2 separate regions of the Homo sapiens genome follow, and region 1 is linked to region 2. A link is a loop called in an ENCODE intact Hi-C map of the cell type or tissue named here. Cell type or tissue: heart right ventricle. All regions are shown on one strand. Links, peaks and the distances in the headings refer to the core of each region. The heading gives the core; the rest is flanking DNA. Region 1 overlaps SH3PXD2A (SH3 and PX domains 2A). Region 2 overlaps SH3PXD2A (SH3 and PX domains 2A).

What was found. Hi-C counts contacts between places; a loop is a spot of excess contacts. Peaks named below come from ENCODE experiments on the same cell type or tissue, not always from the same donor. Only the 100,000 strongest peaks of a DNase experiment are listed, where the experiment ranks them.
Region 1: a loop joins it to region 2, with 2.8 times the contacts of the local background. A loop is called at or near these places in 36 of 110 quality-filtered maps.

Annotation. Positions count from the first base shown.
Region 1 is chr10:103,831,203-103,846,978 of GRCh38, forward strand. The region is part of intron 1 of SH3PXD2A (SH3 and PX domains 2A); the gene reads right to left. Among named protein-coding and RNA genes, the nearest start is that of SH3PXD2A, 16 kb to the right of the region's middle. RefSeq lists enhancers at 3,453-4,009, 4,010-4,565. In heart right ventricle, for the core only: no CTCF peak of the experiment used is centred there; a DNase peak (open chromatin) is centred at 9,373; H3K27ac peaks cover 5,861 bases.
Region 2 is chr10:103,771,580-103,787,355 of GRCh38, forward strand. All of the region lies in intron 2 of SH3PXD2A (SH3 and PX domains 2A), which reads right to left. Among named protein-coding and RNA genes, the nearest start is that of SH3PXD2A-AS1, 33 kb to the left of the region's middle. RefSeq lists enhancers at 1-733, 7,882-8,381, 13,456-13,957. In heart right ventricle, for the core only: a CTCF peak has its summit at 9,883 (motif pointing left); DNase peaks (open chromatin) are centred at 5,882 and 8,122; H3K27ac peaks cover 2,348 bases.

The DNA of each region.
Region 1 (15,776 bases), core at 4,562-12,561, 59 kb after region 2:
CATTCAATACTGTTTTGGAGATCTTTTCATGTTGACACTTACAGATCTTATTCATATTAACTGTACAGAATTCCATCAGTGAATATCCTATACCTTATTTATCCAACCATTGGCATTTGTACTGTTCCAAGTGGTAGCCATTAGGGCTGTTCACTGAATATACCAATTCTTTTCCTTCCCAGGCACATGGTAGAATTGTGCTTCCTCAACAACCTGAAGGTATGTGTGGCCAGGTGACCTCTTTGGCCAAGGGATGTGTTATTTTTGGACAGAAGCATTTTTTTTAAATTGAGGCATAACTCATATACTATTAAGGTCACCATTTTAACGTGTACAATTTGGCTGGGCAGGGTGGCTCAATAATCCCAGCATTTTGGAAGGCCAGTGTGGGAGGATTGCTTGAGCCCAGGAATTCAAGACCAGCCTGGGCAACATCATAAGACTCAGTCTCTACAAAAATAAATTTAATTAATTAACTAATTAAAGTGTGCAATTCAGTGTTTTTTTAGTATATTCACAGAATTATGCAACTAATACATCACCACTATCTAATTCCAGAACATTTTCAACACCCCAAAAAGAAACCTCATGGCAGTTAGTAGTTATTCTCCATTCCTCAATACTTCCAGCTCCCGGAAACAACTAACCAACTTTCTGTTTCTATGCATTTAACTGTTCTGGGCATTTCATATGAATATAATCATACAACCTGTGGCCTTTTGTGTCTGACTTCTTTCACTTAGCATAATGTTTTCAAAGTTCATCCAGGTTGCAGGATGAATCAGCACTTCATTCCATTTTTATGGCAGAATTATATTTCATGGACAGAAGCATTTAATTGCCACTGCCGGACACTGCTACACTCTCTCCCCATGCCCCAGGGACCATGGAAGCACTCTAGGCCTTTGCAAGTCTCAGTTTTCAAGTGCCTACAACGAGCAGCAGCCCCTAATGACTCCAATGGACAGGCAGTATGAGCAAGAAATAGAATTTGGGGGCTGTTTGTTCCTGTAACTTAACCTATCCCATTCTGACTGATAAACCAATTTGTCTGTCTTACAAATACATAGCAATAAAAATCATTGCACGTGTCTTCTCATGTGCACTTGGGAGATAGTCTCTACACCCTAGAATCTAAGGTATACACTTAGAAGTAGAACCTAAAAAGAAAAAAAAAAAAAAGAAAAGAAAACAAGGTTCAACCAGCTGATCTGGAGGAAATAATAAATTTCTATCTACTCTCTAAATAATATCTAAAATACTACACACTATTCACAATAGCAAAGACTTGGAACCAACCCAAATGTCCATCAATGATAGACTGGATTAAGAAGATGTGGCACGTATACACCATGGAATACTATGCAGCCATAAAAAAGGATGAGTTCATGTCCTTTGTAGGGACATGGATGAAGCTAGAAACCATCATTCTCAGCAAACTATCGCAAGGACAAAAAACCAAACATCGCATGTTCTTACTCATAGGTGGGAATTGAACAATGAGAACACTTGGACACAGGAAGGGGAACATCACACACACACTGGGGCAGGGTGGGGGAGGGAAAGCATTAGGAGATATACCTAATGTAAATGACGAGTTAATGGGTGCAGCACACCAACATGGTACATGTATACATGTGTAACAAACCTGCACATTGTGCACATGTACCCTAGAACTTCAAGTATAATAAAAAGAAAAAAAAATAGAAGTAGAACCACCAGGTCACATGATAAGCACACCTTCAAATTACTAGATATTGCCACATTGTTTTCCAAAGTGGTTACACCACTTAAAATTCTACGTAAGTGTTCCCACTTCCCCATATTCTCACCAACACTTAGCATTATTAGGCTTTTCATCCTGTACTTTCTAACAGAGAATCACAAACTCTCTTGAACAAAATTGCTAACTATGGCACTCAAGGGTATAGAATATTCTAAATATCTGGTGGTTAACCAGGAAGCCCTTTATGTTACGTCTTTTCCATCTAAGCATTATTTTAGCCTGCTGCCCAGCCATAAGTGGGAAAAAATGCAAAATAATACAATGTCCATGAAGTGATTCCATAGGTATGAGGGATCCACAATGGTCTTCACTGTAAACATCACTTCTCATTTGATGGATTTAGATACAGATGGTATAGGACAACAGATTAAATGTGAACTGACCCATCTGACATAAATCCTAACCTGTCTTATTTATTAATGTCACTTCAATAATTTATCCTACAAAAATAGTAGCTCAAGTTCCCAAAGACATATATATATATATTTATATCTATATATTTATATTTATATATGGATGTTTAGAGCAGCATTGTTTGAAGTGGCGAAAAAGTTAGAGACAGTCTAAATGTTCATTAACAGAGGAATCTTTTTTTAAAAGTTATAATTCCTTATTATCTACCCGAACTTTCTTGAAAGTGAGATGATAAATTTCCACATGGCTTGAGATTGTTTCAGCTGGGATTTTGTTGCTTGCAACTGAACGCCTCCTAACGATTCACTGGTTTTGCACTGGATCTCCTTTGCTAGAGGAAAAGAAATGCAGCCTGACTCTTGTGTGTGGAACACTTGGCCACTTCCCTATTAGCTGCCCCCAAGAGAGAAGTCCTATGACCCTGTGTTTTGAGGGAGGACAGCGTGACCAGGAACCCAGCAACTTTCACCAGAACTTGGTAAGAGGGCTGGGGAGTTAGTCAACATTAAAAACAAATAAAGATGCTTTTTTGTCTGTCTCTCCCCTCCCCCTCCCGGAAAGAGAGTCCCTGGGGAACAGATCAGTAAAGGCTCTGCCCAGTTTCCACCCCTCCCCCACGTCTCTAACCAGGCCAGAGGAAGCAATGGGAATAAACTGCAGGAGAGTTCAACACTTCCTGAAAGACCCAGCTCTGGCCAGCTTTAAGGTGCTGGGGCAGGGGAGAAAATCCACACACTCTGCAAGGTGGCAAGAGGAAATGCTCTCATGGAACCTGAACTCAGGAGCAGAGGCCAGCCCTGCAAGGGCCATGGGGAGTGGCTGTGTCCAGGACCCCTCGGCCACCACATGGAAGGAATCCAGCTCACCCTACGAGCCAATGAAGGGGCTGATGGTAGATGAAAATGTTATGCTGGTGAAAGAAGCCAGTCACAAGAGACCAGGTAGTGTATGACTCCATTATATGAAATGTCCAGAACAAGCCAGTCCACAGGGACAGAAAGCAGGTTCATAGCTGCCTAGGGTGGTGGTCACAGGTGATGGCTAAAGGGTACAGGGTTTCTTTGGTGGACATGAAAATGTTCTGAAATTGACTGTGGTGGCTGTGCAACTCTGAATATACTAAAAACTCTGGAATCATACTCTTTAAGTGAATTGGTCCTATGGTATGGGAATTATATCTCAATAAAGCTGTTCCAAAAAGGGAGGGAGCCAACTGCTTCGGCATGGGCCACCACTCAGGGAGCACAGTGGGGATGCCAAGCACCTGCTGTCTCTGGTATTTTTACCATTAACGTTGCTTTTATGCCAGCCACCAACTCTAGGAGTTGGTGCTACTTTATCATCCTCATTTTAAAGATGAAGAAACTGAGGCCCAGGCAGATTAAGTAATTTGCCCAAAGTCACATGGCCGGTGGTGAACTCCAACTCTCTCAAGCAGCCCTGCGGCCTGTAACCACTATGTGGGCCGCTACAACCTAATCTAAGTCAGTAGACAGCTGAACCAACATGCAAGTTAATGCTGTAGTAGGTTCACACTTATCTTAATAGTTCTGGGCCTGGGAATTTATTGCAGGATAATTTTTCAACATTTGTGCTGCTCAGGCTGCCTTGAATGAGTCTGCCTGCCTCCCAGACTTGGCTGATGTTGGAGCACACAGGTGGGGCAGAGGTGGCCCTTTAAGGTTCTTGGGGACACTGGCAGAAGCTGTCTGCTTTCAAGCAGTTGTTTGGAGTCACAAGCTGGCTAGGTACCAGGAAGCCCTCTCCCAGCAGCTCTGGAAACCAAAGGGTACGAAAGGCCCAGGCTGGGAGTAAATCCCAAATGCCCCATGCAGACTTGCATCTGGGATTGCAGCTTCCGTGGGATTTCCCACTGCTCTGACGTGAGCTCGCAGGGGTGGGAGCAGCCAGGCAACTCGGGTGGCCCCATTGCCTCTGTCTGCCAAGAACTCACAATGACGAAATGTCCACCCGCGATCCCTTCCAGGAATCCAGACTGGGAAGGTCTGTTTCTCTGCCATTCCCTTATTCGAAGTGAAATCGCTTAGCAGACAACGATGGATCTGCATTGCCCCATCCTCACACACCTGGATATGGAATCTCCACACGGTGGAGAAATCAGACCATGTAAACAAACAGGTTGACAGATGCTCACAGGGTATGAAAACTAGACATAAAGTTCTTTACCCAGCTAGAATTTTCTACAGTCTCTTCTCCTGGAGGCCCAGGGGGGTGAACTCAAGGACGTCCTGGTCTTTTGGCCGCCCCCCCAACCCCTCACCAAGTCTTCGCTGATTTTCCAGTCTCCCGTGCAGCTCTACCCTCCTCTGGGTCACAACAACTTTTCCCTGAAGCAGGTCCTCACAGCACACCTGCACCACTCTATAGTTCATGCAGCCAGGCCTCAGAGCCTTCTGCTCCCTATACTTCCTCCTTGGCCTTCACTGAAGCCAGAAATCACGTTTCTAGAGCAAGTGCCCCAAGTGGAGAGGGAGGCCCCTTTCAGCATGAGCAAAGGCTTGGCTGAATCTCACCAAGCTCCCCCTTCACTGGACGAGGAACCAGCAAAGGATGGACTAAAGGCTGGTCAAATCCCAGTACCGCGTCTTCCTAGTTGTGTTACCTTGAGTGAGTGACTCAGCCTTTCTGATTCTCAGGCCCCTTATCTATAAAGGGGAGAAACACAGTCTCTTTTGAGAGCATGAAATGAGGTCTATGGGCACCTGCCTGGCACCAAAGAGGCAATGGAGGAAAAGATCAAAGGTGGTTATTGTAAGTATATGCAAAGATCTATGAGACCCTTTTATACTAAAATCTAAGTATTCTTGGACCCCCTAGCCTGATCATAGGGGGCTCTCAAGGATAAAAGATTGCCCCAGGAATATGCCAACAGCTTTTATTACACACACACACATCCTCCAGCACACACATGCACACACACACTGCACTCACAGCTACACACAGACATGTCCATACACACACAATACATCCCCAACACACACATTCCACACTCAAACCCACACACAGACACATCCATACACACATAACACATCCCCTAACACACACACTCCACAAACTCACACACAGACACATCCATACACACACAGCACATCCCCCAATACACACATTCCACCTTCAAACTCATATACAGACACATCCATACACACACAACACATCCAACACACACAGTCCACACTCAAACCCCCACACAGACATGTCCATACACATGCAACATTCCCCAACACACGAGTGCACACACACTCCACACTCACAGACATGTACACACACACACACACACACACACCCCTTCTTTTCTCCCTTTGTTTTCTTAAAGATGTTCTCACCATCTCTAAAAACACACTAGTGTCTCCACAATTTGAAACACCATCACAAGAAGCTTTCATGTTCATAATGTCCAATGCTCTGCCAACTAGCCCGATTTTACAGAGGGAATTTTACTACAAACAAGCAGAGCGTCTTGCTCATATATGTCACCTTGCACCTGGGCACAGGAGCCGGCAGCCCCTCTCCGTTTCCTTAGACACTTACTGATGCTGCTCCTCCCAGCCTGATGAGTGACGGATGAAGATATTAGATTTCTATTATCCCTAAGTCTCTCGTTTGTTTCCTGAGGCAAGTCTACATAAGGCCGGGTTCCCTTGTTTCCAAGGCCCGCCTATCGTGTTTGCACTGACTGAGCTCCTCCCTGGTGGGCCCCTAGAAGCTGTTGTACTTATCAAGTATTCTTCAGCCCTCTATTCTTTTACCTACTCAGGAAATTGCCCTCTTATTATCAAGAAGACCTCATCAAACAAGTTTCTTATCTGACTCCTCTCTAACGAGAAACCCATAAACCTCCAGACAGGCACCACCGGACAGGCAGCCTGGTGTGGGGACCTGGGAGTCCCAGACAGAGGTTTTCAGTCCTAGCTCTACCACTTGCTAGCAGGAGAAGTTTGCTATCCTAGTTGGGTTCTTCCTGAAGCCGACCCTAAGACAAGGCCTTGGATCCAGGCTGATAACTCCCATTCCCCACCACTTGAGGGTGGGTTCCAGGGATGACAATTAGCCCCCTACCTTCCCCAAGTCTTTCTCAGGTGCACCCACTTGGGCAGAGCAAGCTTCCCTGGGGCCATGGCCCAGGAGGGAGTGCTCACACAGACAGGTGAGGTGGGGAGCTGTCAGTGTGCTGGATGCCACAGCTGGGGCACTGCAGGTGAACTCAGGTGAGCCCAGGGGACGTGGGGCAGGCATCAACAGTGCCCACCATATTTCCAGGAGTCACGGACCCTCTCTGAGCCTTTCCTTGTCTGTGAAATAGGCAGGAGAACTGTAGCACTTCCCAGCAGCACCCCTCAGAGAAGTTGTGGATGTGAGGAGCTCTGCAAACTAGGACACACACAGTACCTGCAGAAGACACCGTCACCTGCTGCACCCACAGCCCTGCACAACTCAGGGCTGCTCTCGAGAGGAGAGTGCAGGAAAGAGTGGGAAAGGCCAGAGCCCACTGAGCCGCCTCTTGGGGCCCTCGCCAAGCCTCACAGCTGTTTGAACAGCCACCGTGAAGGAAAGTGACTACCGGATGCCTCATGGTGTCTCTGATTCTGCAGCCAACCAACAAGGGAGGCATGGGCATGGTTAGCTGCGGAAACTGAGCCCCCAGGGTGAAGGACTCCTCACAGAACTCAGCTAGGAAATCCCCTGCTGGCCTGAATCTTTACACTCGCCCTTCCTCTAGAACATGCCACAGGTTCCATCCAAGACACCTCTGTCACAAACACCATGTGGCCCTCTCAAGGGCTCTAAATATATACCTGTCAGGCCCCAGGGGCTCTGGGCTGATGGGAAGCAGACTCACCTGCGGTGTGGGTGCAAATCATGGCAGCAACATGGAGCACTAACTCTGCACCAGGCACCTTAGCAGGGCTTTTGCCATCATCGGCATTTAATCCTCCTAACGACCCTATGGGGAAGGTACTATTATCCTCATATTAACGGAAGAGGAAATCCAAGCACTGAGGGGGTAAGTGACTCACCCAAGGCCACACAGCAATAAATGGCACAGCTGAAATTTGAACTCAGGCAGTCTGGTTTCAGAACCCCCTCTCTGAACTACTTTGCTGCTTTCCTCTCTAAGGTTCAGACCATTCTCTTCACTAATGTGTCAGAAGGCAGCACCCCAAATGTTGGGAATGGAGCTACCATTGCCCTCTCTCCTTGGACAAGGACTGCCAAAGGCCAGGGAGGCAAAACAGCACAGGCAGCCACCTCTCCTACAGGACCAGGCTCCTGGGGAGACCGTGTAACAGCTCGGTCCTAAGTGGGGGATCTTTACCAGGCATCGGTGTGCCCACGGCGGCATCTGGCACTGTGGCCCAACACAATCAGGGCCAATGACTTTTTTTTCTTTTTGAGAATAAAGATTTTTCCATTTGGATGTTCTAATGGGGGTTCCCAGTACAATCTTTCCAAAATGGAGAGAAAAAGCAAGGAAAAGCCAAAGACAGCAAGAGTTTCCCAGAGCACAGAGCCAGGAAGAGGCCAAAATGAGCTGGCCCCAGCTGCCAGCCCACAGGGAGGGTGTCCAGAACATCAACATACATACAGACCTAGAAGAACGTCTTGGGGCGTGCACATCAGCACAGATAAATGGTCAACCCCGCGTGGGATCTGCTCACCAGCTCTGAAGGCGGCCCTTGGCTGTGGACATAATCTTCTTTCCATTTCTTACATTACATCAGCAGAACCACTAGCAAGTAGAATAGAAATCCCAACTCTCTTTTTTCATGCCTCCAGCCTCCTTCATCACTAGTTCCACCAACACCCCTACACCCTGAAGTGGAAGTTCTAATCACAGGTTCGACACGAGGCCAAGCAAATTAGCTCGGTAGTACAGACCCAAAAGTCAGGTCAGGAGAACAGCAATTGTGTCAGCTCTGAACATGCACATGCGAAGGATTCTTTCAGGGGATGCTCCGCCTTCTCTGACGGAGAGCATATGCTATTCCAGTCACTGAGCTCTTGCTCTGTGCCTGGCAGTGTTTTGAGTGTTTTCTGTTTTACGTTAATTAACCCGTGCCATCCTCATCACCAGCCTGAGAGATGCTTTTATTATCAACGTTTTACAGATGAGAAAACCGAGGTGCAGAAAGCTGCAGCCCCTCCCCCAAGGCCACACAGCCCCTCCCCCAAGCCCACACAGCCCCACCCCCAAGGCCACGCAGCCCCTCCCCAGAGGCCACGCAGCCCCTGAGTGGCAAGGCTGGGATTCCCGTCAGGCAGTCGGCCTCCCACTGGCTGCCTCAACATAATCTCCACAACATCCCATGATACAGATACTAACAGCTGCCCTTACAGAGAAGGAAATTGAGGCTCAGCATTAAACTACCTCCCCAAAGTCACCAACTAAGCAGCCGAACCAGGGGGCAAATGGATGTCAGATTCTGGAGTCCGAGTTTGCAACCGCCATGCACACATGCCTCACTACAGGGCCGGAGAGGACAGTGCCAGTGGGCAGCCACCAGGCCTGGGAGAGGGCATGTTAGGGCACACCAGCTGGTCAGCAGGGCAGGCTCCGTAGGGCAAAGGTAAAGGGCTCCCAACGCCCAGTGCCATCAAATCAAAAAGGGCAAGGCCAGGCAAGAGCCCAGCGCTGCTGACAGACTGGCAGAGGCAGAAATGATGGCGCCAACAACAGCTGCTGTTTATTTTGGGGCCAGGGAAGAGAGGAAGGACTGGTTAGGACCCATCTCATTCCAACAATAAACTGAACAGGGCAGGGCGGGGAGGTTGCCCCGCTTCCAGCTAAAGCAACAGCCTGGCCACCTGTTGGGTTTCACTGAGTGGAATGGTCTAGGTGTCAAAAACATCTTGCCAGACACCCTAATCTAGCTTCCACCAATAAACACATCGCCACCCCGGCCCAGCCCCCTCCCCAGACCCATGTGCTGCACTTGTAAATGGCCCAGGAAGGCGGCCACATACACCAAGCCCACCCCCTGCAGTGTCAGGTTCCAGAAACAAATGGTTTTTCCTGTCTGGGAGAAGAAAGAGAAACTGCTCATACTGGCCACCCGTGGCTTTTGTTCCCTCACCCTGACACTTGTTAACACCTAATGACAAGTGTCCTGAACGTAAGGTCTACAGACAGCCACCCTGGGCTGCAGCAAGGCTGGCTGGCGGGATTCCCGGAAGGCCAGGAAACAAGAGGTTTCGCGAAGGACTCTGGAGTCCCGCTGCCTGGCTCTGAACCCGGCTCTGCCCCTTCCTAGCTTGTGACCATTGGTAAATGCATCTCATGCATCTCTCTCTGCCTCTGTTCTCTCTGAGTAATGGAAGGACCATAATAGTGCTTTTCTCATAGTCTGTTGCAAGGATTAAATGAGTGATGTGCTTAGTGGCGGGCACATCGTTCATGCTGCTGTTGTTACGGTTGTTATTGTTATGTAGCCTTAGGGTTTCCTTCTCACTGTGAACAATGGAAGACAGTTTCCCTGGATGTTACACACAGCATTTAGGCTCCCAGGTTAGCCTATGCTGTAGGTGAACTAGAGATATCTGGTTGTCAGGGATACAAATCTACTCTGAGGATGAGAAAAGTTTTGGTGGGCTGACTTGAGAATCTTAACACCATTTACGATACAATACTGATAGGAACATGTGTTTTGAGTTTCTAACAACTAACTTCAGCAACTGTAAGTTAGAAGCTTCAGTAAAAATAGGAGTATGAGGTCGGAGGGGAAGGGGCTTTAGTAGAATGAAGCCTTTGTCCAGGGATTTATCACACTGATCCAGGACGCACCATGATCCAGACCCTCTGCTAGCATGAGGAGGGGGCGTTAAAGATGAAAGGATGTGGTCGCTGCTTTTGCAGGAATTCACGCCCCTACCTGCCTCCTGGCTCCCAGCTGGAGCACTGCTTTCAACACAGCACCTTGCACACAGTAGGCACAAAAATAATGTTCAGCCAGTGAAGCTTCCTGGTGTGTACCCTGCCTTTGGGGCCCTGGAGTTCCTACCCATGACGCTGCTGATGGAGACTGTGTTTCCCCAGGAGGTCTCTTTTAAAGGGGGTCAGGGTCAAACCCCAAGCAGTCCTTGAAGCCACCTCTCTGGCAGTGTTTTGGCCAGTTTCAGTCTCCATTAGGTCATCATGAGGCCTCACTGCTGAGCAGAGCATGCTGTGCAGGGTGGGGAGGGATACAAGGCTCAACGTGACCCTTTTCCCTATCTGACCCCATGACCTGCTGCTCTCCCCTCTCTCACTCCACTCAGGCCACACCAGCCACCTCGGGGCCTTGGCACCTGTTGTTCCCTCTCCCTCAACCACTTTCCCCCAGATAGCCACAGGGCTCACTTCCTCACCTCCCTCAAGTCTTACTCAAAAGCCACCTCTACAGTGGGGCTGTCCTTGGCCACCCTCTATAAAATAGCACAGCAAGGCCGGGTGCAGTGGCTCACGCCTGTAATCCCAGCACTCTGGGAGGCCGAGACGGGTGGATCACGAGGTCAGGAGATCAAGACCATCCTGGCCAACATGGTGAAATCCTGTCTCCACTAAAAATACAAAAAAATTAGCTGGGTGTGGTGGCGGGTGCCTGTAGTCCCAGCTACTCGGGAGGCTGAGGCAGGAGAATGGCGTGAACCCGGGAGGTGGAGCTTGCAGTGAGCCGAGATCGCACCACTACACTGCAGCCTGGGCGACAGAGCGAGACTCCGTCTCAAAAAAAAAAAAAAAAAAAGCACAGCAACTCCCACCATCACCAACATGCCTGTCTCCCTCACCTGGCTTTAGTTTTCCCTACGCCATTCAACCCCCATCTCATACACTATGTTTTTGACCTATTTTGTTATTGTATTCTTATTTTTAAATGATATATAATAGTTATACAAATTTTGGGGGTACCTGTGATAATTTGATACCTGTATACAATGTGTAATAATCAAATCGGGGTCATGGGGATATCCATCACCTCAAACACTTATCTTTTATTTGTACTGGGAACATTCCAGTTCTTCTAGTTACTGTAAAATATGCAATAGATTATTGTTAACTACAATTTCCTTACTGTACTATCAAATACTAAAACGTATTATTTCTACCCAACTGTATTTTTGTATTCATTAATCAACCTCTCTTTATTCCTCCCACCTGGCCTCTGGTAGCCGCCATTCTACTCTTCACTACCTCTGTGAGATCTACTCTTTTTAGCTCTCACCTATGAGTGAGGACAGCAATATTCGTCTTTCCGTCTTTCCGCACCTGGCTTATTTCACTTAACATAATGACCTCCAGTTCCATCCACGTTGCTGCAAATGACAGGGTGTCATTTGTTTGTTTATTGTTTCCTTTCCCACACCAGAATGTAAGCTCTAAACGGGCAGGGATTTTTATCTGCCCTGCTGTGTTCCCAGCGCTTGACACATAGTAAACATTCAAATATTGACTGAATGAAACAATGAATGAATGAATATGAGTAAGTATCAGCTTGCCAAAGGCTGAACAATCCAAGGTCATTCTTGGTAAGTGTTAAATGAGAGGTAAAACAGTTAACATTATAAAAATTCGTAGACTGGAAATGTCATTTTAAGATGAGAGGTCAGGGAAGCTTCCAGGAGATGGCAGAAACTGAGCAAAATCAAGAAGGATGATAACGCTGGTGATAGCAATAGTGCCGTTTATGGAACAGTTATCATATGAGTAACAACCATATGGGTTAGGTAGTAGTATTATTATACCCATTTTACTTAGGAAACTGAGGCCCAGGAGGTGAAGAAACTTGGCCAAGTGAAACAAGCTAATGAGTGGCAGGGCTGTGATTCATAGCCAGCTTCAGAGCCACAGCCCATGACAGCAGCTGCCGATGCTCTGCCCCTATCCTCTTGCCCTCAACTTCCAACTGCTGGCACCCAAGTCCCTCTCTTAGTGCTTACTCTGGTTTCCAGAGCCTGGTTTTGCCTAAGCAAGCATGGGGCTGAAAATACCAGGAACTTAAACTCCTCCATGCTCCCTACCACAGTGCCATGCTATCCACCATCCCCAAGAGGAGGATGTGGAGACTGGCAGCTGAACCCTCTGAAGGGCCAGGCCTTCAAAAGTGGCCCTGGGCAAGAGTTCAAGGGGAATACAAATTTGAACCTGCAAATAGAGGCCAGACCTTGGCACAGATCTGTTCCTATAGCAAGCTTGTTATCATATCTTAACATCCGCTCCAACCACATCATGTTTTCAGGGAGGGGCTCAGAGGGAGGGTCACATGGGCAGGTGACCTGGGGTTTAATTCAGCCCTTTGGGGTTTTATCCAGGACCTATGTGACGAGCTCCCTAGCTCCCCATCCCCTAGGGAAGCTGTCAGATAAAGCCGTCGGGCTTTGTTCCTGAAGAGATCTGGGATGCAACCCTGGCTCCCACTGTTGCTGCCAGTGATGGGGCAAGATGCTGCACCTCCCTGAGCCTCAGTTTCCTCCCCTATAAAACACAGATGATGACCAGGGTTTGCTGTGGGGATTAAATGAGACAAGTGCCTGCATCTAAAATGGACTCCACCCATACATTCTCTAACCTGACATCCCCACTTCCCCTGCCTGGGAGCTGCCACGTTCAGAAATAACAAAAAACATGAGGCTGCTTGCTTCAAGTTGCCAATGAGTGATGACTAAAGTCAGTAATTAATCCCAGCTTGAGACCAAAGTGCAGACATTGTTCTATTACGGACCTTAACTCTGCAAGAGAAGCATCAGTTTGCCAGCCCACTGAGGCTCTGACCAGCAGAAATCCCTGGGCTGCCACCTCTGGGAATCTCACACTCATCAAGAAGTGATTCTATCCCTTCTGGGTGCCAGGCACTGCGCTGAGGGCTCAACTAATCTGTTCCAGCCCAGGAGGCAGAATTCAGGACAGAGTTTCACCCTCTCGGAGCTCCACTGCCAGCCCCATGCCAGGCCGGCCAGGCCTCCTCCTCTGTTGTTACAGAGAGAAATTCTCCCACACAGGCAAGTCCCTTAAAATAGCCTTTTGGGTCTGGGCCATCAGGAAATGGGATAACGCTGGGTCAGAATTGGGCCTATCATGAAAGAGTTTACAAAGCAGTCACTTCAAAGGACAGGGACAATCCCTATATGCTCTGAACACTTAGATGGGCAAAAGCAACCAGGGCAAGTTCCCCATGAGGAGCACCTTCTCACAGAAGCCCCTGTAGCCCTGGGTGCCCTGAAAAGGGACCAAGTGTGTAAGACACAGTGATGGTGTAGAACCAGGCGCAGGCTGGGGAAGGGGAGGGAGGTCACATCTGCCTGGGTTTGTGCTTTCTTAACAATGCTACCTGCACTCTCCAAACCTCAGGTTCCATATGAGTCAAATGGGGTTAAAAATGCATACCTTCATGGCCACCCTGGGGCCAGAGGTTATAAATCAAAGGCCATGCAATGCCTGGCACAAAATGGGAATTCAATATGTGGTAGCTGTGTCAGAGGCATGTGAACCAGAGCAACTCCATCTTGAATAAGGGCTGGGTAAAACAAGGCTGAAACCTACTGGGCTGCATTCCCAGATGTTTAGCCATTCTAAGTCACAGAATGAGACAGGAGGTCAGCAGAAGATACAGGTCATAAAGACCTTGCTGATAAAATAGTATGCAGTAGGCTGGGCGTGGTGGCTCACACCTGTAATCCCAGAACTTTGGGAGGCTGAGCCAGGCAGATCACCTGAGGTCAGGAGTTCGAGATCAGCCTGGCCAACACTGTGAAACCCCATCTCCACCAAAAAAAAAAAAACAAAAAATTAGCCGGGCATGGTGGTGTGCGCCTGTAATACCAGCTACTCGGGAAGCCGAGGCACGAGAATCACTTGAACCCAGGAAGTGGACGTTGCAGTGAGCCAAGATTGCGCCTCTGCACTCCAGCCTGGACGACAGAGCGAGACTTCATCTCAAAAAAAAAAAAAAAGAAAAAAGAAAAAGAAAAAGAAAAAAAGGGAAAACAGCATGCAGTAAAGAAGACGGCTAAAACCCACCAAAACCAAGATGGCAACGAGAGTGACCTCTGGTCATCCTGACTGCTATACTCCCACCAGCACCATGACAGTTTACAAATGCCATGGCAATGTCAGGAAGTTACCCTATATGGTCTCACAAGAGGAAGCATGAATAATACACCCCTGGTTTAGCATATCATCAGGAAATAACCATAAAAATGGGTAACCAGTGGCCCTCGGGGCTGCTCTGTCTATGGAGCAGCCATTCTTTTATTCCTTTACTTTCTTAATAAACTTGCCTTCACTTTACTCTATGGACTTGCCCTGAATTCTTTCTTGCTGGAGATCCAAGAACCCTCTCTGGGGGTCTGGATCGGGACCCCTTTCCTGTAACAGCTCTATGATGATGATGGTGATACAATACGTGCCAAGGTCTCCTTTAGTGAGAGTACGCCTCAAAAAAGGAAAACAACGTAGGTTCTCCATCAGGGACCACACAGTGATAGGCAAAAGTGCAAACCAGCCCACACTCCATCAATCCCTACCCCACCTGGTACACCCTGCAAGTTCATTCTCAACATGGGGCATTACTTCCATTCCTGACTCCCTGAAGTTGTGGTCAGATCAGGTAAGAGTGATCAGTTTCCAACAGGTCTAAAGTTCATGCTCCAGGGATCCCAGAAACAGGCTAAATTGTCCCACCCGCCCCACTGCATAATTTATGCTGCATTGACACACACACACAGAGTCTACCCCGACCCAGCCATGGGCCTCCGCCCAGGCTTGGGGAGGGTGGCTTCCTCGCCAGCCAAAGGGAAATGACAGCACAGGGACAGAGAAAGCAGCCCAGTGGAGTGGCAGAAACCACAGCTGTTTCCCCTTTGCTAACTCAGCCACTTAGATATCACTTCCTCCGCTCAGGTAACAGCAGGGAGAGATGGGACTGGGAATAACTCTGTCTTTTCCTGTTCACAAAAAAATGATTGGTTTGGAAAGAAGGAAAACCAGAGGCCGTTTTCTAGAAGAGATCTTCACTAAGAGCCTAAGTACTCCTGAGTCGACTCTGTCTATGAGGCTTCTCAGGAGAGGTGGCTGGGCAGGTGAACCTTGTTTAAAAATTCCCTGGGGTCAGGAACAACTCACTTTGTATAGCATCCCTGCCCTAGATAATTAAGAACCCAGACTGGGGGATCAAGGGACCTCCTCACACAGCTATCATCTCTGGGCTCAGTGCTTTCCAAAGCAGCTGTTATACCTGCCCTCCGCTCTGCAAGGCAAGCCTGAAAAGAAACAGTTGCACCATTTTCTAGATGGGCAAATGTAGTTCTAGAAGGGGGAGGTGACATGTGGAAGATCTCACGGCTTGAGGAGCCAACCAACTAGGCCTAAGGTGGAACCATGGAGCCCAGGCATCCTGGGTGTGTAATGTGTCATTAAGCGGTCTCTGTGGGGACAGGGCAGGCTTTGGAGCCAGCAGACCTGGGTCAGTGCAGGCCTCTCCACATGCAGCTCATCAGCTGCGTGGCATCTGGCAATTCATTTGAGCTCTCTGAGCCTTTGTGCTGTCACCTGTACAGTATGGATGCTGGTGGGAGCTACATGCTG
Region 2 (15,776 bases), core at 4,758-12,757:
TAAAAAAAAGTACAAAAATTAGGTGGGCATGGTGGTGCACATCTGTAGTCCCAGCTGAGGCAGGAGAATCGCTTGAACCTCGGAGGCGGAAGCTGCTGTGAGCCAAGATCGTGCCACTGCACTCCAGCCTGGGCAACAGAGCGAGACTCCGTCAAAACAACACACACACACACACACACACACACACACACACACACACACAGACACACACATACCCTGCAGCCTTCACATCAAGGAGCCAGGCTTCACAACCTTCAACATGCATCTGCAGCTCTTGGCAAGTTCTGATTCAGCAGGTCTGGGCAGGACCTCAGGTGCTGAGCCCAGCCACACCTGTCACCTAATCCCACCACCAGGATAAACCAGCAGAGCCCCGGAGCTGCTCTCCGTCAGTCATCCCCCACCCCCATGGACCACTGGCCGCGGAAAACGGAAGCACAGCTAACCAGCTGCCAGGGACACCTTTTCTGCCCACAGGTCAGCTTTCAACGAAAGCAAATCTCTGGGCTCAGACTCCAGAGCAAACCAAGTAAGAGTTCATTCTGTGTGGGGCTTGTACTTGCAAAGCTGCACAGTTCAGCATCTTGGCCCTCAATACGTCAGATCGGCGGGCGGTGAGAGACAGTTCAAATGTCACCCCTCCTAGAGGGCCAGGCAGGCTGCAAAGCGGGCTCTAACCTGGTCAGTACCCAATTTGCAGGGCTAGTTTCCACAGATAAAACAATCGGGGCTGAGCGGGGCTGTCTCCTGAACCTGCTGCCCCGCCCTCTGGGAGGAAGAAGGCTGGGCGCGGGGGCGGTGAGGCAGGAAGGCCCCGCCCAGCAGAGAGTTCTCCGGGACCACCTTTGCAGGCAGGAAGCAGATTCTCCTGTCACTCCAGCACGGGCCTGACTCAGGCTGGAGGAAAAGCAGGGCCCATCGCCAGAGTCCTGGCTGGAGTGAGAGGCATTTGGCTAATGGAGCCCCTCGCAACCACATCAGAACCTCGCAGTGTGTGGAGGCGGCCAGGCTGTTTATCTAAAGGGTGGATCGTGTGAGAGATAGGGGACAGCTGGGCTCCACGCGCTGGCTCCAGCCAGAGAAAGCTGATTCGGCAGCTCTCCCAGGGCAGGGCTCCGCAGCAATCCACGCAGGGGAGAGGGGAGGACGGGCGAGCCCAGCTGGGGCACATCTGTAACCCAAGAGGCCGGCTCCTCGCCCCTCCCAGAGGGTGGAGCTCCCAGAGACTCAAGCTTTCAGGCCCCAATCCTCAAACCTTCATCCTTGTGCCCTTTCTATCTAGCTCAAGAAAAAAGGGTGCATTACTACAAAAAGCTGGTGGCTTTCCTGACCCAGAAATTCCCCTTAAAAAGAGACAAGGACAGCCGGGCGCGGTGGCTCACGCCTGTAATCCCGGCACTTTGGAAGGCCAAGGCGGGGTGGATCACCTGAGGTCAGGGGTTCGAGACCAACCTGACCACATGGTGAAACCCTATCTCTACTGAAAATACAAAAATTAGCTGGGCGTGGTGGCGGGCGCCTATAATCGCAGCTACTCAGGAGGCTGAGGCAGGTGAATCGCTTGAGCCTGGCAGGCGGGGGTTGCAGTGAGCTGAGATCTCACCATTGCACTCCAGCCTGTGTGTCAAGAGTGAAACTCTGTCTCAAAAAAAAAAAAAAAAAGAGAAAAAAAGAGACAAGGCCACCCAGTCTCTGTGGGGACCATGCAAGATTGCGGGAAACCTCAGAATTCATTTGTTCATTCTACTTAGCTGAGGACTAAGCAGTCCCCTGTGTTACATGCAGGGGACACATCAGCGAGCATCACAGAAGAAGAGAGGGACAATAATGATAAGTGTGGTTTTTCTTCTCTTTTCTTTCTTTCTTTTTTTTTTTTTTGAGACGGAGTCTCGCTCTGTTGCCCAGGCTGCAGTGCAGTGGTGCAATCTCGGCTCACTGCAACCCCCTCCTCCCAGGTTCAAGCGATTCTTCTGCCTCAGCCTCTTGAGTAGCTGGGATTACAGGTGTGTGCCACCATGCCCGGCTAATATTTTGTATTTTTAGTAGAGACGGGGTTTCACCATGTTGGTCAGGCTGGTCTTGAATTCCTGAGCTCAAGTGATCTGCCTGCCTCAGCCTCCCAAAGTACTGGGATTACAGGTGTGAGCTACTGTGCCCAGCCTTCTTTTCTTTCTTTGAGACAGGGTCGAGCTTTTGTTTCCTAGGCTGGAGTGCAGTGGCACAATCCCAGCTCACTGCAGCCTTGACTTTCTGGGCTCAAGTGATCCTCCCACTTCAGCCTCCTGAGTAGCTGGGATTACAGGTGTGCACCACCCAGTTAATTGTCTTTTTTTCTTTTAGAGACAGGGTCTCACTATGTTGCCCTGGCTGATCTTGAACTCCTGGCCTCAAGTGGTCCTCCTGTCCTGGCCTCCCAAAGTGCTGGGATTACAGGCATGAACCATCATGCCTAGCCATTTTCTTTATATTTATTCTCTTTGGGAGTTCACAGGGCTTCTTGAATCTGTAAGTTGATAATTTTCACAATATTTGGAAAATTTGTGGCCATTTAAAAAAAAGTTTTGTTTCTACTCCATTATAATTTTCTTCTATTTCTGGGACTATTGTTACATGTAAGTCAGAAGACTGCATATTGTACTACATGTTTCTGGGACTGTGCGTGTGTTTCTTCATTCTGTTTTCTCTGTTATACGGATTGGATCATTTCTAATGATCTATATTCAAGTTAAGTGATCCTTCTGCCATTTCCATACTAGCGGTTAAGCTCATCCAGTGAAATTTTCATTTCAATTATGGCACTTTTAAGTTTCAAAATTTCTATTTGACTCTATTTTTTATAGTTTCCATTTCTCTACTATCTGCTTAATCATTAAATCCATATTTTCCTTTAGTTATTTAACTGTTTGAAAGTCGTTCAACATCTGGGCCATCTCTGTGTTAGTTTCTAGTACTTTTTTACACCTATGGGTCATATTTTCTTATTTCTTTGACCACTTAGTAATGTTTCATTTTATACTTGTCATTGTGGCTAATATGCTGTAGAGACTCTGGATTCTGTTATTTTTCTCTGAAAAGTGTTGATTTTTGTTCTAGTAGCCAATTCAAGTAATGGTTAATCACCTCAAACTTACGTAGGCAGAGTTTTATGCTTTCTTAGGGGGGATCTATGGAAAGTCCTAGGTATTTTCCAAGTACCTCTAACTTGATGTGACTCAACCTCCAAATTCTGTCTCCTCTGTGGATATTGTTAGGACTTATTCTTGGGTTTGATTAGGGTGAGTTTACAGTAGGCCTTACTTTAGGGTCTTACTTAGGTCCTTGCTGCTAAAGTGCCGCCCTTCCGGTGTCCCAGCTGGACGCCTGGAGTGTTATGCAGATTTGATCATTTCTAATGATCTATATTCAAGTTAAGTGACTCTTCTACCATTTCCATACTAGTGGCCCCCCAGATAGGCCTGAAGGAACAGCCAGGGAGAGAGCGAGAGGAGAGAGAGAGGACCTGTCCACCCTGGCAAGGAGTTGGGATGCTTTTAGCTGGGACATGGCTCATGCCACGCTGAGGAAGCACGGTGCTAGAACACACCCCAACTTTGACAGGGAGCCCATTCCAGGTTCTAAAGTTCCTTAACAAGTCAAAGAAGTCTTCTTTGACCATTTTCTGGAAAACATGCAAGCCTTCACTACTTCAAGTCCCTTCCCAACCAGGCCTTTACCACATCAGCAGGTTTCAGGAGTGTCAGTCATGGTCTGTGATCCGAGTGGGAGCTGGGACACCCACATGGGTACAAGGGACTTAACTAGCAGCATTAAGTGGGTGTCAACCTGCTGAGTGGTATGAAAAGCCAGGCGATGGGAGTTTAGGAAAGGACAAGATCAGTGTGGCTGGAGTGAGCAAAAGGATGTCTCAGAAGAGACATCAGAGCCAGGCCTTGAATAGAGAGCTGGGAAATGGGAGGAAGGCCTTCCAGGGGGAGGAATGGCAGGGACTTATGCTCGGCAGTGGGCCTGTCAGGATTGCTACAGGAAGCAGTGGGATGGGAGTGATTTGCCTTGCTCACGGATTCCATGAAATGCTGCCGTATGTCAGAGAAAGTGCTGGGATCCGGGGTGGAGGCTCCTGATCATTTATTCCAGCGACTTGAGGATGACCACACAGCTGGCACCAGGGCTGGATGAGGGCAGATGCCTGATGTGCCACTCTCAGGGGTAATTAGGGTGCCCTAAAGCATCACCAGCAGTGTGACGAGATGGAGAAGTCATTTTCAGAACCCAGCTCAAGGACGGCACTACATGTGGCTGGAGTCTCTGGGATGGGGACTGGCAGGTGGGAGGTCTCAGATGCCTGCTCGATAATAACACACACTCACTAAGCTGCTGTCTACAGCATCTGGGTTGGGGAAAGCAGAGCCATTTCCATCCCTGGGCTCTAGGGGAGCATCTGTTTCCTTGCCTTTTTTAGCTTCAAGAGGCCACCTATATTATCTGGCTCATGGCCCCTTTCTCTGTCTTCAAATCATAAGTGTATAGCCGGACACCGTGGCTCATGCCTGTAATTCCAGCACTCTGGGAGGCCAAGGCAGGAGGATTGCTTAAGCCCAGGAGTTTCAGACCAGCCTGGGCAACATGGTGAGACTCCACCTCTACAGAATATATAGATTTAAAAATTAGCTGGGTGTGGTGCTGTGCACCTGTGGTCTCAGCTACTTGGGACACTGGGGAGGGAGGATTAATTGAGCCCAGGAGGTTGAGGCTGCAGTGAGCCATGATCATGCCACTGCACTCCAGCCTGGGTGACAGAGCTAGACACCACTGTCTCAAAAAAAAAAAAAAAAAAGTGTGTGCATGCGTGTGTGTGTCTGTGTGTGTGTGTGTGTGTGTGTGTGTGTGTGTGTATTCTAACTATTTAGTTTGCTAGGGCCACTGTAACAAAGTACCACAAACTAGGTGTCTTAGCAGAGTTTGATTGTCTCACAGTCCTGGAGGCTAGAAGTCCAATATCAAGGTATGGGCAGGTTGGTTCCCTCTGAGGGCTGTGAGAGAGGGTCTGTCCCATGCCTGTCCCCTAGCTTCAGGGATGTAAGTCATCTATGGCATTCCTTGGTTTGTAAAAAGGAGAACCTTGATCTCTGCCTTCATCTCCACATGATGCTCTCCCTGCGTGTGTGTCTGTCTAAATTTCCCCCTTTCACAGGGACACCAGTCATGTTAGATTAGGAGCCACCCTACTCCCGGATGATCTCAACTAATTACATCTTGATGACCCTGTTCCCAAATAAGGTCACATTCTGAGGTACCAGAGGCTAGGACTTCAATATATGAATTTTGGGAGGAATACATAAAAACTTCAACCCATACCATTAACACATTAAAACAAAACATAACCATTAAAAGATAAATATCTGTCCGTATACTATGAAGAGTCTCTTCCTGAATCACAGTGGTGCTTGCACAACATTTTAGAAAATGTGAAGAAAAATAAATCGTGAATAGCTAGGCAGCTCTGCATTCAAATCAGTTTCCTCATCTGTGAAATGGGAACAGGGACAAAACCTGACTGGTCAGGTGGGTGAGAGGATTAAATGAGATAATGTAGGTAAAGTGCTTGGCACAGAGCCTGGCACTGAGTAAGTGCTCCATACACACCGGCTATTCTTATCACCCCTGTCACCATTACTCTTGTTATGACACCAGGCTGCGTCCCTCATGCCAGGGAAAGTGCTTAGGAAACTACAACCCTGAGGTCAGGGAGGCGGCAGGGAGACTGAGAGGGGTGGATGGGTCTGGGAGGCGTCTTGGCCTGGGCCAGCTTGGCTCTGGGCATCTAGAGGCCCCAGGGGAGCTGCCCAGCTGGCGTGCGTGGGCCAGGGTTGGGGAGGAGGCCTCTGGCTTTCCCAGCAGCTCATTCCGTGGGTGGGGGCTGGCCAGGACGTGACATTTAACATGCTAGGCCTGGGCGGATAGCCCGACACCTGCAGTGAGATATACACAGGGTGAATTAAGCAAAGATGTGCTGGAGGATGCAATCCCAGGGGAAATCCTCAAGCCACAGAAAGCCTCTCTCTGATGCCCAAAAGGTGCCCAAGTACCGATGCCTGTCCCCAAACCTACCCCAGTGGCCTCATTCCACAGACCCCCACCTGCTGACCCATGGCCTTTGTGCAGGAGAGAAAGAGCACTAGGTTGGAGTCAACAGAGGAGGATTCCAGTTCTAGCCTGCAAGAAGTTGCTGGGCAACTGGGGCAAATGGCTTGGCCTCTCTGGGTAACCACAGCCTTATCTGTGAAATGCTGGACCTGCCTGTCTCCACACGTGTTGTGAGGATCCAAGGAGAAGATGCAAGCAAGTGCTGCCAAATGCCAGGAGTCATCATTCCCACATAACTTCTCTGAGCCTCAGTCTACTCATCTGTAAAATAGGACCATGCCTGTTTTTCCCCTCCATGGTGGCTGAAGTTAAAAAGGGAAAATGGGCTGGGCGCAGTGACTCACGCCTGTAATCCCAGCACTTTGGAAAGCCGAGGCAGGAGGATCACGAGGTCAGGAGATCGAGACCATCCTGGCTAACATGGTGAAACCCCGTCTCTACTAAAAATTAAAAAAAAAAATTAGCTGGGCACGGTGGCGGATGCCTGTAGTCCCAGCTACTCGGGAGGCTGAGGCAGGAAATGGCGTGAATCCGGGAGGCGGAGTTTGCAGTGAACCGAGATCGTGCCACTGCACTCCAGCCTGGGCGATAGAGCGAGACTCCGTCTCCAGAAAAAAAAGGCGGGGGGAAATGAATAGGTAGAGCGCTTTAACACAGGCCAGGCACAGAGGAAACCCCCAGAAGGAGGCACCTCCCTTGGCACTGTTTTACCATTATTAGTGTTCTAGTCAGTAGTGGAATGCTTGAGGGCTGAAGTCAGAACTCCAGCTTATTCTTTCCTAGCTACATGACCTTGGCCAAGTCACTTAATCTCTTTGTGACCCCATTTTCTCATCTGTAAAATGGGAGTAGAAACAGCGCCCCATGGCACTGTGCGGATGAAATGAGAATACAGGTGAGCAGGTGTGCTGGCCTTACCGTGAGTGCTAGATGAATGGGGTCGCCAGTTTGAAGGTAAAGAGACTCCGGTGGTGTTTCCCTGATCTCTGATGCCCTCCTCCAGCCCTTTCTGCTTTCAGGGAGCTGCTCAGGGCCACCTGCCAAGCCCATCTAACCCTAACTTCCAACAGCTGTAAGGCCTTTTGGGTTTTTCACCTATAATTTCACACCCTTTCTCATCCTAAGGCTGTTGAGCTTTGTCCCAACACAGATAGCTCAGGTGACTTCAGCTCCCCTTGGCCAAGAGGGAAGAGCATGAGGCCAGGGCAGCAGAGCACCTGGGGAGCTAGTGACAAAAGGAGTCAGATAAGAGATTCTGCAAGTGGCCAGCTCTGAGCCTGGCTCCTGGCAGAAGGAATAGTGTCTCCCCAGGAGTCACAGAACCTGAGGCATGGCTTCTTACTATGTTTATGTTTTTGTTTTTGAGATGGAGTCTTGCTCCGTCGCCCAGGCTGGAGTGTACTGACACGATCCCGGCTCACTGCAATCTCTGCCTCCCAGGTTCAAGCGATTCTCCTGCCTCAGCCTCCCGAGTGGCTGGGATTACAGGCACCTGCCACCACGCCCAGCTAATTTTGGTATTTTAGTAGAGACGGGGTTTCCTCATGTTGGCCGGGCTGGTCTCGAAATCCTGACCTCAAGCGATCCACCCGCCTGGCATGAGGCGCCGTGCGGGGCCGGCTTCTTACTATGGATGGGAGCTACACCCCAGCATCCTCCTGATACCCCCGTGTGCCAGCCCCGGCTGCTTGTGAACTTCCCTCCCTTTGGTCCCTAGGAAGTGTGGGAGCTGGGGGAGCCTGGTGCTGGAGCAGGGAGGGTATACATGGGGCAGTGTGAGGGGCAGGGCTGCAGGGGTCATCTGAAACAGAGGAAGAACTCGGACTTCCTCCTCCAGGCAATAGGGAGCCCCTGAGGCTGCTGAGCAGCGAAGGAACACTGTGAAAGTGGAATTCTAGGAAGACACATCTGGCCAGTACAGAGGACGGAGAGTGGTGCAAGAAACATCTGTGTGTGAGACAGCCAGCCAGAGGAATCCTGGCACCAGCCCAGGGCGCCGGTGGTGACACTCCGCAGAGAAGGAAGTCTGCCCAGATTTGAGGTGTTTTCTGGCAGGTTCCTGGCTGTGGTCACTCTGTTTCCTCCTGGGGGTCTCTAGCCATCCCCTAGCCTTGCCAGAGACCACTCACAGGTTTTTGAAATTCTCCCCAAAGCTGCCTGACACTTTTCTCTCTCACACAAACTGCAAGGACTATCCAAAATAGGAGGAGGCCCTGAAGAAGGGGGAAGGGGAAGGAAGGCAAACGGCTTTAACCTTTTCCCGGCTGAACCACACCCCTAGCCCCAATTGTTCTTGATTCTTCTCATCCTCCAAATGGCCTAGAACTGTGGTACCCCAAGTGCCCTGGCCACTACGGGATCAAATTCAGACTGAAATCTGGGACAAAGAGAGCACTTTTTGGCAAAGATGAAGCCAAAACAGACCCTCAGCGGGCCTGGGCCCAGGCTGCTGCTCAAGGCAAGGAGATTCCAGAGCAGGCCCCCAGTGTGCAACCCTGATGGGCTTCCTGGAAAGGGAAGCCAAGCGGAACACTTCTAAATGACAGTCTAACATCCTTGCCTTTCTCCTTCCCTTCCCCAAGCATCTCCATTCCCCACTTTTTTCTCTATTCCAAATGGGTCAAGGTGCCCATAGGTCTCAGAACCTTCTTCCTCCAAAGTCTTGTCAAAAGGAAAAGCGAAAGAGTAGGCTACTGCAGAAGGCTGGGGTCAAGCGGGCAGAGTTCAGCTCCTCCCTGTAGCCTTGCCTGGTTAATATGGAGCCCTGGGGCTGTGAACCAGCACCAGCCTCTTTGGCCTTCCCAGGAAATAAGAGTGGCTGGGCCATCCTAGAACTCAGGAGAGGGCAATGAAAGCATCCTTGAAGACACTGGAAGCCACCATCCAGGCCCTGTGTTGCTGAGTGGAACCCTCAAAGGTCAGGCAGGCGCAGCAAACTCCAGCCAGAAGCACTGCCTGCACCAGGTGACTTGGAGAGTCACCTCCCCACTGCCACCCCTTCCTCCTCTGTTAGAAATTTCCTGGCATGAGAAACCAAGATACATGTGAAACCTCTCTGCAGGTCCAGGCAAGGAGAGTGCTAAGTTTGAACCAGTCTCTAATGTTGCTGCAACTTGCTCCCCACTCTGCAGATTTCATCTTCGGCTTCACACCCTTTGTTGGCTCTCTGCTGCCTGTGGGACACAAGCCTATTCATGACCTCTGCTCAACTGACCTCTCTAGTCACACGCCCTGCCACCCTTGCTTGTCCGTCCCTGCACACTGCCTGGCCTGCCTGAGGTCTCCACAGGTGTAACCTGCTGTTCCACAGCTCCCTCCTCCCCATCACTCCTGCAGATCGGTCACACTTCTAGAACTATGCTTACCATACTGGACTTAATGATTTGCTTGTGAAACTGTTTCCTTCCAAAAGCCTGTGAGCTTCTTGAAAGTCATGTCTGTGCCTTGATATTTCCACTGTCCATCATGGTATCCAACACATACCTGGACCTATGACTAGAATACATTTCCCAGCCTCCCTTGCTGGGAGGTACAATCATGGAACTAAATCCTGACCAGTGGCACATGAGCAGGGTAATGTACCCTTCCCTTTGGCATAACCCACAGAATCTCCCTGCAGTCCTTCATATTCTCTCTTCCTTTGCCTGCTGGCTAGATGCAAAACTCCACGCAGGATGGGGTCACCAGCTGGGGGAGTCTGAGTTCCTGAATGACTGCCTGGAGCAGAGCCCTCTAGTGACTTGTTTAGGTCTGGGACCTGTGCAGAAAATAAATATGTTGAGTCACTGAGTTTGTTATACAGCAGTTAGCCTGCCCTGACTCATACAGAGGAGCTCAATCAAGGTCTATTGAAACAAACTAAAAGAGGGAAGGCAATAGAAAATGTAGATTCCTCCTGCGGTTCTATCCTTAGATCCAATCAAGTCAGGCATTACATTCCCTGCATGACTCAACTATTGCTGGAACTAAACCATCACTCCTCTCCCACAGCTGTATCTATCAAACCCACATGCACAGTGGTTAGAATGCCATGCTTTCCCCCGGAAGGACTGAGAAGGGTGGAGGACTTGCCAGATGGCCTCTGAAAGTCACTCTAGGTGAATGGGCCACACCTCAAGATCCTGGTTTCACAAGCTTGTAGAAAGCACACAGAGACACAAAGCTGAATTGCAGGGAGGAGCCTCCTCCTTGCCACAGGGACATCAGCATGCCTGACACATGACCCTCAAGCTCAGAGGAACCAACGATGGGAACCCACCGCCTCTCTGAAGCAGCCCACGCCATTCCTGGGCAGCCTCTGGGAAGTGCTGCAACAGGGCTCCTCACAAAGCCCAAGTTCACCAGATCAGATCCCCACCTGGTCACGAAGGGCTATGACCTAACAAGGGAAAGATCACACTGGGACCGAAAGAAGAATAAGAGAGGAATGGAGAAGAGGGACTTCAAACATATCCTCCCAATGTTCCACGCCGGTGCTACTCAAGGCAGACTGTGGCACTGACATCATCTCAGAGCTTGATGGAAAAGCACAATCTCAAACCCCAGGCGGACCTGCTGAATCAGAATCTTTTAGCAAGATTGCTAAGTAGTTCATGTGCACATGAAAATTTGAGAAGTCCTCATTGTTCTCTGCCATAAAGATTTCATCTAATCCTTAACAAGCAGATCCCAATAGTAAATCTAGCCCATAGGCAAAGATGGGCACACAAGAGGAGGAATGGGAGCTAAATAAAACTTGCCTTTAAAGCGGAGGAGGAGGACAGCAGGCCTCTCTCTCCCATTCCTTCATAACCAGCGGCAGCTCACTATGCATTCATTTATTCATTCAACAATGATTTCCCAAGCACACACTATATGGCAGGTACTGTTCTAGGCATCGGGAAAACAGAAGCTATGGAGCAGGCAAGATCCTGCTCTCTGAAAGCTCACATTCTGGGGAGAAGGGGAGGGAGGTGGGGAATGACATAGTAAACAACAGTTAAGAAGACAATGGGCTGGGCATGGTGGCTCATCCCTGTAATCCCAGACTTTGGGAGGCTGAGGTGGGAGGATGGCTTGAGCCCAGGAGTTCAGCCTGAGCAACACTGGGAGACTCCATCTCTCCAAAAAAAAAAAAAAAAAAAAAAGATAATAACAGGTTGTAATAAGTGTTTTGAAGACAGTAGAATGTGACAAAGTGACCAAGAGTACATGAAATGAATGCATGCCTTGGGGGGGGGGGCTCTCTGATTCTATGAGAGGTGCCATGTGAGCTGAGGCTGAGTGCCCAGGAGTCAGCTCCTTGGGGACCTGAGGGAAGGGACTGCAGGCAGAGGGAACAGCAAGGACAAAGGCCTGGTGGCAGCACTGCGCTTGGTGCCCAAGGAGCAGGTGAAGCGAGCGAGCTGGGGTGCTGAGAACAAGTGACAGGAGGGTGACAGAGATGGGTCTGGAAGGGCAGGCAGGGCCATCACCCAGGGCCTGGGGGCAGGCAAGGAGTTTGGAGTTCATTCCAAAAAGAAAGGGAGTCTTCAGAAAGGTTCAAGGCCATGGTCTGCCAGGATAGGGTTTATGTTTTAGGAGGGCTCTGATTCGTGGGAAGACTGGATTATGGAGGAGGTGACCGTGAGAATGTGGAGACCCCTGAGGAGGCTGTCTCAGTTGCCCAGGTGACAGGTTGATGCGGGGCTGGACCACGGTGGGGGCAGAGTCGATGCAGAGGAAGAGGGCAGATCCGGGCTGTCTCTGGGGGGCAGAGTCTGAGAAGATGAGCTGAGGACGAGCTGACTTGCTATTGGGCTGGATATGGGACATGACTGGCCAGGTGTGGGGTGGTCCCAACCGGGTTTGAATCCCTTTTGGCATCTTAGATGCACATAGCAGCTGACCCAGGCACAGGTGTGCCCCGTACAGGTCTGAAGGTGTCAAAGCTGGCATCTGCTGCTTGGATGGCTTCCTCCCTGGTCACTGAGGTCAGGCATTTATTTTGCCCATAGACGTCTCCTATAACTTCTTTTTGGAATCTCCTTAAGCCAAGGACTTCCCAGTGTTCCTTCACAGTGGGAAAAGGGGAGAACAAGGTGGAGCCCAGATGGAAAAAGAGAGGAATCCCTAGAGCTAAAAATAAACCTCGGGCAGTGTTGCCAGGGAAGCCTTGTAAAGCAGCCCCCGCAGTGAGGCGAGCCGCCCGGGGCAGCCTGTGCTTCCCAGGCTCTGCTGCCAGCCCTTCTAATGAGGCTCTCCTTGGGGGAAAAACTGCCTCCTGCCAGGGACCTGGGAATGCAACAGGAAAAGTCCCCCCGCAAAGCTTGCTGTCTTCCAAGCCCACCCTGGTGCCCAGCTGCAGGCTACTTCTCCAGGTGGCAGCCCAGCTGCTGACCCAGGTGATGGGCTCCTTTCAAACAGGGGAGCTGCCCACCTGGAATGAGATGCAGGAGGAGGAGGAAGTGCAGGGAGAGAAGATGCTGGCTGCTCGGGGGTTGCTGGGGCACCTGTGTGCAGGCCTGCCCTTTTCCAGGTCCCGCCCTCCCTGGACTTCAGACCCCAAGAGGTCACAGAAGCAGGGGTCGCCCAAGCCTCTGTGCATGCCCAAGGCGGTCCTGTCCCACACCTTGCCCACGTGGATGCCCGTGCCTGGAGCGCCTTCCCAGCCTACCTGAACCCCAGCCCTTCTCCACCTCCAGTTCCACTCCTACACGCAGACCCAAGGCAGGAGGAAGGGAATGTAGCATTGACCAGACACCTCTTCTATCTGCACCATTTTATTTATTTAAAAGAGACATATCTGAAGCAAATGTGGCAAAATATTCACGTGTTAAATCTGGGCAGTCGGTCCTCTCATGCCTGTGATATCATTTTCTATAGGATTGAAAACATTCCTAATTACAAATAAACACTGGAGAGAAGCTGCAGCACAGAGAAGCACTGGCAGCGGCTGGCTGGAGGGCAGGACAGTCCCAGTAAAAACTCGGGGGGTGCAGTGAGGAGGCAGGAGGATGGGTCTGCTGGGGTGGAGGAGGAAGAAGAGGAAAAGAAAGGGGAGGAGGAGGAGAAGTAAGAAGGAGGAAGGAAGGGGAGAAGGGGGAAAAGGAGAAGGGAGTGGGGAGGATGTGGGGAGGGGTCCAGATGGCAGCTGGGTTTGGAACACACTGAGGTGGAGGCACATGTGTGGCTTACACGCAGAGACACCTGGGAGCGGCAGCCTACTAGGCGTGTCTGCTTAGACGGGTAACCAGTCTGCAGGTCAGCTCGGGTTGCATCTGTCTCCAGCCCCTCAGCCCCACTCTGAACACCAACACTTGCCCTTAGCAGGTGCTCAACAAATGTGATCAGGTGCTCACCCCCAACCCTTCCTTCCAGTTGATGGCAAAGGCTTGGACCAGAGAAAACGGCTGTTCACTGATAGAAGATATTCAAGGGCCAGCAAAGCCCTGCCCCAAGCCTGTTCCTGACACCTACCTGACCTGGATCGCTGACAGCTTGGGGGCCAGCCTGTCCCTGCAAGAGCCACTCCCTTTCCTGGGCACCTGCCCACTGCTCAGCTATTTCTAGCAGGAACAGCAATGGGGCAGGTGTGGCCTTAGAGGAACAGCTAGCATGGGGGTGGGCAGGGATTAGGCAATGGAACAGACAGATGAGACCCGGGGACCCTCTGTCCAGTCAGATAAGGGGAAGAGCTGGCCCAAGACTCCTGCCCTCCGTGCCCCTAACCCCACTCACAGGGACTCTGAACCCCACTCTCCGGGGGTAGCCTGAGTGAGGGCTGAGGCCACTGCCAGCCCCTTGTACTCATAGGGCCCCCGGGCACAGCATGGCCCAGGGAAGGGAGGAAGCAGTCACTGCTCTTCTGGGAGGGGGACAGAGCAATGGCTGGCCATCACGGCTGCCCACAGGAGGCAGGACAGCCTCCCCATCAGGTGCCAAGACTGCCGCCTGATTCCAAAAGGCGCGTCTGTACGTGAGCCACTCTCGGGAAAGCTGCCTCCCCATCCCCACAGTCTCCTGAGGAGGGGAAGCAGGTTTCCTCCCCTGCAAGGGCTTCTGCCTTCACTAATCCCAGCAGGAGACTCCCATGCAGACCAGAGCAGGCTTCCACCTGCCCTTCTCCCAGACTTCTGCTTGGGATGCGGCCGCATCCTGGGATGAGACATGCAGACGAGACTGGCAAAGACAGAATCAGGGCGAGAGAAAAAGCCTCCGGGGAGGCTGACATAAGAGCGTAGACGGAGGCTCAGGGAAAGGTCACAGGAACAAACACAGCCACAGCCAGAGATGGGCTCAGAGACCTCAGACAGACAGAGAGAAATAGAGAAACTGAGGAAAGAGAGACAGAGAGAGAACACCACAGGGAGAATCCAAGACTCCTGAGCAGAGCAAGGAAACGAACATACAGAAACTGACCATTTCTCTCTATGCCCAGCCCCCACCTGCCCCTTCTGCTCTGTAGCTGAAGCCTTCTTGGCAAGGAAGGGAAAGGACTCCTCTCCTCTTCGAGGTGTGGGGCTTCCCAGGCTGGCTCTGCAGCACATCAAAGTGGCAGCAGAGAGGAACGGCTTAGCGCATGGATTCCAGCACCAGACTGCCCAGTCTGAATCCTGGCTCCTCCACCTACCTGTGGTGAGACCTTGACATCCTATGTGACCTGAGTACCCTCATCTCTTTTTTTTAAAAAAGGGGGAATGTTGGGGGGCTGTGGCTTGCACCTTTAATCCCAGCTACTAAGGAGGCTAATGGAGGAGGACCACTTAAGGCCAAGAGTTTGAGACCAGTCCAGGCAACATAGCGAGACCCCCCATCTCTACAAAAAATTTAAAAATTAGTCCAGCACAGTGGTGCACACTTGTACTCCCAGCTACTCAGGAAGCTGAGCTGAGAGGATTGCTTGAACCCAGGGGTGAGGCTGCAATGAGCTATGATTGTACCACTGCACTCCAGCCTTGTGACACAGTGAGACCTCTTAAAAAAATAAATATAAAATAAAAATAAATTTTGAAAAATGGGGGAGAGTGGTGGTGCCTACATCCCAGGGTGGGCTGTAAGCAGTTCAGGGGTGATCATGGAAAGGACATGGGGCAGGGCCTGACACAAAGCACGTGCCAACACTGGTTCCTACGGAGAGTCCCCCCAGCCTGAGGGGTGACCCCTGCTCCCCAACCTCCCCTGCCTCAGGAGGAGCAAGTCAGGTTTGTCCCTAAGCTCCTTCCTTCCTTCTTGCCCTTCCTGAGCTGAGGAGAAAGTGCAGAGGTGAGAGAAGCCCTTGGCCGCTGGGACTGAGGTCACCTGCAGGCATCACCAGCAGCTGTGACAGGGAGCTCCTCAGGCCCTAGGGTCTCCTTATCCCAGCACTCCACAGTTCTGTCCAGCTTTGCATCCGATTCACTTATCAAGCCTATCTGAACTCCAGACACAGGGAGCCTGCCCTAGACAGTCAGATTCAGGAGGCTGCTGGGGAACAGGAATCTGGATGCATTTTTAATCTGGCTCGCAGGTGAACCCAGATCACAGGTGATTCTGTCACCCATCCAGGGCACAGGCCCATGGCTCCAGCCCGCACCCTGGTTCTTGACTACACAGCCAAGAAACCCAGGTATTCCAAACTGTCCCAACTGCCAGACTCAGGCAGCAGCAGACTTTTCTCAATATGCACCAAATAT